Linked DNA regions of Homo sapiens: region 2 is linked to region 1. A link is a loop called in an ENCODE intact Hi-C map of the cell type or tissue named here. Cell type or tissue: Caco-2. All regions are shown on one strand. Region 1 overlaps PDE4D (phosphodiesterase 4D). Region 2 overlaps PDE4D (phosphodiesterase 4D).

What was found. Hi-C counts contacts between places; a loop is a spot of excess contacts. Peaks named below come from ENCODE experiments on the same cell type or tissue, not always from the same donor. Only the 100,000 strongest peaks of a DNase experiment are listed, where the experiment ranks them.
Region 2: a loop joins it to region 1, with 4 times the contacts of the local background. A loop is called at or near these places in 2 of 110 quality-filtered maps.

What each region holds. Positions count from the first base shown.
Region 1 is chr5:59,120,701-59,125,700 of GRCh38, forward strand. All of the region lies in intron 5 of PDE4D (phosphodiesterase 4D), which reads right to left. Among named protein-coding and RNA genes, the nearest start is that of PDE4D-AS1, 83 kb to the left of the region's middle. In Caco-2, no CTCF peak of the experiment used is centred here; no DNase peak of the experiment used is centred here.
Region 2 is chr5:59,059,092-59,064,091 of GRCh38, forward strand. All of the region lies in intron 5 of PDE4D (phosphodiesterase 4D), which reads right to left. It overlaps PDE4D-AS1 (PDE4D antisense RNA 1), which reads left to right. Exons shown (of 2, transcript NR_198970.1): 2 at 3,994-4,419. Among named protein-coding and RNA genes, the nearest start is that of PDE4D-AS1, 22 kb to the left of the region's middle. RefSeq lists a silencer at 2,338-2,538. In Caco-2, no CTCF peak of the experiment used is centred here; a DNase peak (open chromatin) is centred at 2,440.

The sequences.
Region 1 (5,000 bases):
AAAAGCACAACTAACCAAAGCAATCCTGAGCAAAAAGAACAAAGCTGAATATATCACACTACCTGACTTCAAGATATGTTACAACGCTATAGTAACAAAAGCAACATGGTATAAAAACAGACACATAGACCAATGGAATAATACAGAGAGCCTGGAAACAAATCCACATTTTTACAGAGTGGACTGATAGATTTAGAGTAGACAGAGAGCATAATGATAGATACATTTGATTTTCTATAAAGGCACCAAGAATATACATTAGGGAAAGGAGATCTCTTCAATAAATGATGCTGGAAAAACTGGACACCCATAAGCAGAAGAATGAAAGTAGACCCCTATCTCTCACCATACAAAAATCAACTCAAGATGGATTAAAGACTTAAACATAAAACTGCTAGAAGAAAACACAGAAGAAACACTTCAGGACATTGGTCTAGGCAAAGATTTTATGGCTAAAACCTCAAAAGCACAGGCCACACGACCAAAAATAGATAAATGGGGCTGTATTGAACTAAAAATTTCTGTATAGCACAGCAAAGCAAACAATCAAGAGAGTGAAGAGACAATCTATTAAATGGGAGAAAATATTTGCAAACTACTCATCTGACAAGGGAATAATATTCAGAATATATTAGGAACTCAAACGTCTCAATAGTAAAAAAGCACACAATCCCATTAAAAGTGGACAAAGGACATAAATAGGCATTTCTCAAAAGAAGACATACAAATGTCCAATATGAAAAAATGCTCAACATCACTAATAATCAAGGAAATGCAAATTGATACCACAATGAGATATCATCTTACCCCAGTTAGAGGGCTATTATTAAAAATGCAAAAAATAATAAAAAATAAAAAAAAAATAACAGATGCTGGCTAGGATGCAGAGAAAAGGGAACTCTTACATATCACCAGTGGGAATGTAAATTAGTACAGCCACTATGAAAACCAGCATGGAGATTTCTCAAAAAACTAAAAATAGAACTAACCACTATGTCCGGCAATCTCACTACTGGGTATTTATCCAAAGGAAAAGAAATTGGTGTATCAAAGAGATACCTACATCCCCAAGTTTATTGCAGCACTATACAGAATAGCAAAGATGGAGAATCAACCTAAGGGTCCCTCAACAGATGAATGGATAAAGAAAATGTGGTATACGGCCAGGCACAGTGGCTTATGCCTGCAATCCCAGCACTTTTGGAGGCCGAGACGGGCGGATCACGTGGTCAGGAGATCCAGACCAGCCTGGCCAATATGGTGAAACCCCATCTCTTCTTAAAATACAAAAATTAGCCGGGCATGGTGGCACTCGCCTGTAGTCCCAGCTACTTGGGAGGCTGAGGCAGAAGAATTGCTTGAACCCGGGAGGCGGAGGTTGCAGTGAGCTGAGATGGCACCATTGCACTCCAGCCTGGATGACAGAGCAAGACTCTATCTCAAAAAAAAAAAAAAAAAAAAAAAAAGCAAGAAAGAAAGGAAGAAAGAAAGAAAACATGGTATACACAATGGAATATGATTCAGCCATAAAAAAGAATAAAATCGTCATTTACAGCAACATGGATGGAACTGGAGATCTTTATGTTAAGTGAAATAAACTGGGCACAGAAAGATAAATATCACATGTTCTCACATATGCAGGGGCTAAAAAACTTGAACTCATGAAGGTAGACCGATAGATACCAGAGCCTGGGAGGAGTGTGTAGGTGGGAGGGGAGGGGATGAAGAGATTGATTAATGGGTGCAAACACACAGATAGAATAAGCTCTAATGTTCCATAGCAGATTAGGTGACTAGAGTTAACAACAGGTATTGCATATTTCAAAATAGCTAGAAAGAGGACACACAGGCATGATAAATACTTGAGGTGATGGATACCGTAAATACCCCGATTCCATCATTATACATATTGTGTATGTAACAAAACATCACATGAACCCCATAAATATATACAGTAATTATGCACCAACAAAGATAATTTACTGAAGTGAAATTCATATCACATAAACTTAAAAATAGTAAAGTCAAGAATTCAGTGGCATTTAGCACATTTACAATGTTGTGCAACCACCACCTCTATCTAGTTCCAAACATTTTCAACATTCCAAAGTAAAACCCCTTACCTATTAAGAAGTTCTTTTCTCAAGACCACTTTTAACTTCAATGTATGGGAAGCCTTCATTTCGAAACAGGTTTTGAAAAAAATTCTATGCCCACAATCACTTAACTTAAATATTAGAATTGAGACTAATGGAGTCAAAGAGTCCTGTAACATCAGACACAGCCTCTTAGGGTTTTTAAAATGGCATTCTGCATTCTCTGTTTTTTTTGTTTTTTTTTTTCTTTGGTTTTGGTTTTTTCAGTCTGTCAATTTTCCAGATTCCTATCTCCCAAAGCCGGTAGATGTCTCCTTTGATCCAGTAGCTAAGGCATGGTTGAACTGATCATATTTATACCGAATTTCCAAAGATCAATCAACGAGAATTCTCGGGTCTATGTGCTTGTTTATTTAGCCCTGCCTCTATGCCTGAACTTCATCTGGAAGTCACACATAGTCTTCTTTCTGTCTTCAGCCATGAGCAATAGTGTATTTGCACTAAAAACGTTTCCATGGCATCTTCTTCTTTATTTAATTTTCTATCAGCAGACCCTTCTTTGATACTTCCTTTTTCTGCCCATTCTGGTAATTCAGTTGACTAAAACACAAAACTCTTCCCAGGTAATCTTTGTTTCCCTTTCATAATCTGCCGTTTATACATCTACTTAATTCATAATTTTGCTAAACATCTCCAATTATTTGTTCCTACATTGTTATCTTGCCATCAAAATATTGATTTTAATACCTGTGACCCCTCCAGTCCATTTAAAATATTAATTACCAAGTTTCCTGCCTTGGATATTGGAGTTCTTAATACTAACATCAAACCAAATGTTTTATCCTCATTTCTAAAGCTCTACTCCATTGCAGACACCGTGACATCTAACACTTAGCAGATAGAAAAAAAGTATGCCATTGTAAATCTGAAAACTTCTGGGCTTGCATGTCAGAGACTGGAAGTGGTTTGTTTGAAAGGAGCTTATACTGAGGCAGCATAGCATAACACAGTGGTTAAAAGCAAGTCTGTGAAAGTGAGAAAGACTGGGGTCCAAATCTTGGCTCTAACACTTCTAAGCTACGTGACTCTGGGCAAGTTGCTTAAATTCCCTGAGCACCAGCTTTCTCATCTGTATGATGTAAAAAAAAGAGCAGCACTGTTTAGTAAACATGGTCTTGGCTTTATACCACTTCCTAATATTTCTACAACTGTCAAGTCAATCAACATGTTACCTTAGAAACTGTGGAAAAGGTATAACCTTTGGAAAATGTAATCAGGGGGGAACAACTTTTCCTAGCCCAAGTCCAGCTTCTGGTTCTGCCCTGACAGGTATCTGTAAGTTATAATGTTTTACTAGGTCTTCATTTCCTTACTTATAAACTGAGGGAGGTTGAGTGAGGAGTTCTATTTGTTTGCATTTTGGCTCTGCAATTCAGGGGTTTTATTTGACACGTGAGGACCAAGGAGTAGAAAGGAGCAATCAAGTGCAGTGGTTTGGTCAAGATCACATAAAAAGTCTTGCTGTAAAACCAGGAGCTAGTCCTAAACTGCTCACCAGCAAGCTTGATTTATACTCGAGTAGACCATATTCTCTTGCTCCTCCAGCTGCAGCTCCACTCCTCATTTATCTTAGCCCAGGCTGACTCTAAGCTGCTTTCACTTCTACCTCACTGCATTTCGCCCTGATAATTTTGTAGCTTACCTAGCCTCCCTCTTTGAGATCCCTTCTTAAAAGGGTCATTCTATTAACCTACCCATATCAGTTACTTTACTACTGCTGATCTATCGCTACCTGTCAATTCATGGGAATTACAGGGTGCACTGGGACAAGAGTAAAATGATCCAACAAACATAATGTTGCATTTAAAAAAATAAGCTAAAAGATACTGATGACTTTTTATAACTACAACATATTCGTTTGTGAATAAGAACATATATAGTAAAAAGATGAAAATGTGAACAGGTTGACTATTTCCTAAATTTATGGCAGAGGTTGTTCTGGAGAGGATGGAAGAAAAATGAGGCTGGCAGTGATGGTGGGGAAATGCAACCTCCAAAATTATCTATCTATATATTTTTATTAAAAACACCCACAGTAATTATGGCAAATGTTAATGTTTGTTTGTTCTAGGTTTTGGATACATTTAAGATCTCTTGCTTTCTGGGTACATTTCTTTTCTTTTCTTTTCTTTTTTTTTCAAATTAATTCCAAAAGACTTATATCTGCTACATGAAGAACGAAGCAAGTTCAGCTCTCTTGCTGAAATGTTCAAATGCTGAGGCAAGGCCTGTACTACAAATTTGTGTAACCAAAACCACAGTGCTCTCAATGCTCCTAGTGTTGCATTACAGCAGTTAGAAGAGATTGAGCTATTTTGTTTCCATGGCTCATTAAGCTAGAGTTAGACTGGTGTCCATAATCAAATTTACTGCACTTACCCTTGCTTCTTCCCTATGAAGTACAGCCAGACCTTAGGGAAAATCTCAACTATTCCAGGTCCATGGTAATTTGGTCCACGAAAGAAATTAACACACCTGAAAAGGATTAAATTATTTTTCCTTTTCAAAATGATCCTCTTCCTTAAGCTTCCTCTGTCAATTGACTGCCAACCTTATTTGCTAATTCCCATCCCTCATCGGGCTTCCTAGCACTTCCTGCTGCAAATTAGTGTGCAGTGAACCTGAGCCTGCTCTCCAAAACACATCCAGACTCTTGGGGCTTTCTGGGCTTCCGCTAGGGTGCCTGGTGCAAAGGGGGCCTAAATCAATCAATTAAGGCCTGGGAAGATTCCAGGCAAGAGGAAGGGATATCTTGGGGGACAAAAGGAATGTGTAGGTGGGAAGAAGGGAGAAAGTCTTTCTTCGTTTTTCACTGCAGGAAATGATCTGGACAGAGAGCAATTC
Region 2 (5,000 bases), 62 kb before region 1:
CGGGTTCCTTTTACTACTGGGATGTAATTGTGCTTGGCTTTAATTTCTTGTAATGATGGAACAAATTAAATTACTTCATACTTTTAGGAACATTTGGCTACATCATGTTTTGGTGCTTCCATAAACCCCACTGGAAATTAAATCAGCTCTGTGGTTGCTCATTCTCCCTCTTTAGTGCCATGTCTGCCTTCTGTCAGCAAAATGGTAATATTGTCTACCTTAATCCACCAGATGCAGTTGAGTTAAAAGAAATTACCTCTCCCACCTCTTTCCTTTCAAATCTCCCTATTTGTAGCTATCAAATTTTGGCATGCCTGCTGGAACACAGTCTTGTTAGAACAAGCACGGTAATTCTCTCGTGAGACTTTAGGACTCTCTCTACGACAAGGTCAGAATGTACCTGTGATTCAAATTTAGATGAGGATATGAGTTGGTAAGAACATGAAGAGCATCAGACAGTTTTCAGGACACCCACTACTTTTATTTTGTGCTATCAGTTTTTCCTTTCCCAAATTGCAGGTGGAGATGCAATCTTTAACGCTGGAAATCTCTTGCTATATGCCATTAAAATTAATTAGTCTAGCACATTTTATCTTTAGGCCCTTACCTAGGGCAGGTAAAATATTCTAGCACAAAATAACACAACTTTCCTGAACACCATGGCTACTAAGTTCATATGGTAAAGATTATACTATACATTACCTTGCAAATAGAGTGTTGCAGACTGATATTAAATATTTAAAATGTATGCAGGATTATTAATAGGCAACATTGTGGCAGAGACTGCTAAATGTCCCCTAATATTGATGCTTTTCTTCATCACTTGTTTTCAAATACCTGTTTTCATGTAAGCATGTGACTGCCCAAAATAGAGAAAATTCACAGCCTCCTTGGTTGCCAGGTGTTGCCATATAACTAAGTTTTGGTGAATGAGTTGGTAGTAGAAGCGTTATGTAGATATTATATGATGTGCTAGAAACTTCCCTTAAGAGAAATTTGTCATCTATCTTTTTATCTGCCTGTATTTATTGTTTTCTCTTTCCTACTGGCTAGAATGTGAAGTTGATGGCTGGAGTCGGAGCAGCCATATTGGATGGTGAGTTGAATTTAGCAACAGAGGCTACACCTCACAGTGCAATAAGATGGAAAGAGCACGTGTCCTTGAAGACTGTACTGGATAGAGGTGCCATATTAACCTCGGACTGCCAACTTTCAGATTTTACATGAAGGAGAAATATCTGTCTTCCTTAAGCCACTTCTATTTTAAATCTCTCTATTTACTGCTGAATAAAATCTCAACTAACGCAAACACCAATAACAAAAAATTCCTATTCACTCATGATATAGGATTATACCTTAGTCTTTTTTGTGTCATATATCTGTTCATTCACCATTTTTGCTTTGATGTTCAATAAACATCTCAAATTTAACATATCTATAAAAATTTTTTAAATTTTACGTTCAGGGGTATATGTGCAGGTTAGTCATATAGGTAAATTGCATGTCATGGGGTGCTGGTGTACAGATTATTTCACACCGAGGTAATAAGCATAGTACCCCTACAGCTTAGTCTTAAGAAGAAGTATGTTCACATAGGCCAGGCTGAGACTTGGATGTTGGATGACTTTCTTCCAGCTTACTCTGATTTGAATATATTGTGTGGTAGTAGATGGCTAAACTGCTTGCTCCAAAACTATCTGACAATGCTTTTTAGAAAGTCTGCCAAACAAAACTACAAGAATCACCCTGGAGCTTCCCTTAGGCTTCAGATATTTGTCTTCCCTGCCCTACTTGGAAATCATTCCAGCCTGGAAGTCATTGTGAGGAACCAAAAAATGGTCTCCCTACCATGAAGAATAACACTGCTTCCATTGTTGGGAGGCTCTCCTTCCTACAGGCACTGTCCCTCACTCATTAGACACTTGAATAATAAGGATGTTCATATATTTATTGGTGTTGGTATCAGTTAGACAGTTGAATGATACAAATGTTCATATATTTCTTCTTATTCAATAGTCTCACAAGAACACTATTCTTGTAAAGTCATTAAAAACTGGATGGTCTTTTCATAATTATTTCCATGATTTGTCATCTAAAGCCAGTGTTCTCTCCTCCTGTCAATCTGATAGCTTTAAAGCTAAGTTCTGGGTGGGTCCAAGTCATGCCTGAAAGGTTTATCAAATGACATATTGCAGTCATATGGTCGGAGCACAAACACCTCTGAATGTACAATATTTTAAAGCAAAACAGTTTATGTGTAAGCTCTATGAGGTTACGGACCATGACTATCTTATTTATTACCAAATCCCCAGCTCCTAGAACAGTGCCCCTCAATATAAATCTGTCAAATGAATAAACGAAGAGTTTGCCTGCAGTAGTAAACTTGTTATTTGCACACACTCGAGGCCCACCTCTATGTGTACATTGTCAGTGAGTCAGCCTCGTGGATGACTCTGCAGGACTGTCTGTATAACATCCACTACAGTTACCAGGGGACCCAATTTTCATAAATTGCTCCAGCATCACACCCTCCTCTTACAGAGACTCTTCCTGTCCATTCTAATCCCTGACACGTTGTCATCCTCACTCAGATTCCCCAATAGATAGAAATGCTGTTAAATATACTTGGGTAGAGAGGGATAGGCATGCTCAAACTCGTTTTGGGAAAAAAAATTGCAACTGTCAGAAATGTGTTAGCTATCTTCACAGATTATGAAACATAAATATCAATTATCTGTTCACAGCAGTGAAAGCCTGCATATTTTTTTAAGATAGCAAGTATAAAACGGCTATAAGTACCATGTTGAGTAGAGACCTACCACCGAAGTAGAGACCTTCACTGAAATAGTGAAGGGATGGTTGTGTTGCAGGGTCAGAATGATTACCCACTGGTTGACACTCCCTCCAGGACTAAAGGCAGCATCACCAGCGTCCACTCTGCTTCTCCACTGCTTACTGTTAAGGAGCAAGGCAATAGCATTATCTAAGTAGGAACTACTTCATTCTTTCAAAACCTGGAATCGGCTGATCAGAAGAAGAAAAACAGTATAAAAATACAGAAAGACAAGATTCTCTGGCTGTCCTAATGAATGCTAGCTAGCTATAATAGCATGGATAAGACATATAACCAAACATATAAGATCTATTAATTAAGGGGAATCTCTATTTGTATTAACTCATCTATTTTCTCTAAAACCAGTATTTAGTTATCTCCCATACATTGGCATATTGTGTATATTTGCAGAATTCAAAATGTTACTGATGTGACTTTTTTCCATCAGACATCTGAGCTATCCCTCAACTAATAGTTGAGCTGTTCCTCTATAGCTCAGTATCTGAGTTAGAACTCGAAGTAAAAAGGTATAAATAAGTCATGCTATAAAATTCAAAGGCAATCAGATGTTTGAGACTATAGTTATACAGAAAAGTGTCCTTGTTCTTGGGAGGAATACATCGAGGAGTTTAGGGATAGAGGGCTATGATGTGTGCAGTTTTCTCTCAGGTGGTTCAGAGAAAAAAAGACAATGTGTGTGTATGTATATTTGTGTGTATGTGCACATAGAGTGATACTGCAAATGAGGTGGAATGTTTACAATGAGTGAATGCATGTGGTTTTTTTTTTTTTTTTGCACTACCCATGAAGCTTTCCAGTGTGTCTGAAATAACTTCCAGATAAAACTTTTTTTAAAGGCAATCAGAACAGTGGCAATGAATAATTCAATTATTTCATATTTGAGCTGTCTTTCCTGCCACCCCCACCCCCTATAACACTACATACATACATAGGCTCACATAAGTGACACTTACTATACTTTTTTGCCTATGTAATGAGTGTTGGCGAAGTACGTGAGTGGGAAATTCAGTCTTTTGCATTCAAGCTCTAAGTAATTCTAAGAGACCTTTTAGATAATGATTTGACTTTTAAGACAACAATTTTGAGGTTATAATATGATGTCATTTCATATAAACAGAACTGCCCTTTTGTCCTTTCAGATTTGATTGAAAATGGCCCATGGAGTACAACCACCTGGGAACATATCCTCGAGAAAGACAGTTGAGGCTTATTGCCTAAACCACAGGCTACTGAAAACTTGGCCAAAGGCGACTACTCTAGACTGGTGACTTCAAAAGTGCTGATGAATACAGTGAACCATGAAAGATGCATTATTTGTTTTGAACATTTTACTATGATTGATGACCCAGATTTGGCAAGTTAGTTCACTCCCAGTGGAGATGAAAGTTTCACTGCCTTCTTTCTTTCAACATTCTTGTTGAGACAGATTTCACTTTTATTGGCCAATGTACTAACAAATCACTTGCATTTGCAGCATAATGAATTCATTAGCAACACTGTGGATCAATGCTATACATAATATTCCTGAGTCAACATTAACTCTTAATTAAACTTCCTTATTATAATGCCTCTGGAAATTTTCCTTCAGGCTACTAAACTTCAAGCCAACAGTCTAAGTGTTAATCAGTAATCATGCTAGTAACTTTTTGAGATGGGTCAGGGCCAGGGCCAGGGTCAGTGATCCATCATGAATGGCAGGTTTAAAAATGGATATACGTGATCAAAAATACCCATAAGTTGACCAAAGCATTCTAACCTTTGGGTTATTCTAACACTCAGTGTATCAGCCTTCTGAGCAAGCCAATTTTTTATTGCCTTAAAAAGTCTAAAAGAAAGATAAAAACAGAGATAATCAGTTTTGTTTGGCAATGGCAGGGGTGTGGGAAATGAAAAAGAAGAAAGTTAAAGATGAGTGAAAATAGGATAGTCTTGGCACTTTGGTATGAAATTGAAGTACTTATTTAAACTGATGAATATTGTACAGAAATATACAGAGAGCAGTGAGGGGCTAAGAACCTAATTCCAAGGTAACTACAAGGAAAAAATTATTGATCTGGATTGTGACCAGAATTCAAGAGTTTGACTGTTGTCATTGTTGCTGTTGTTATTAAGTTAAAAAAAATGAGAAAAAAATATACTTTTTTCT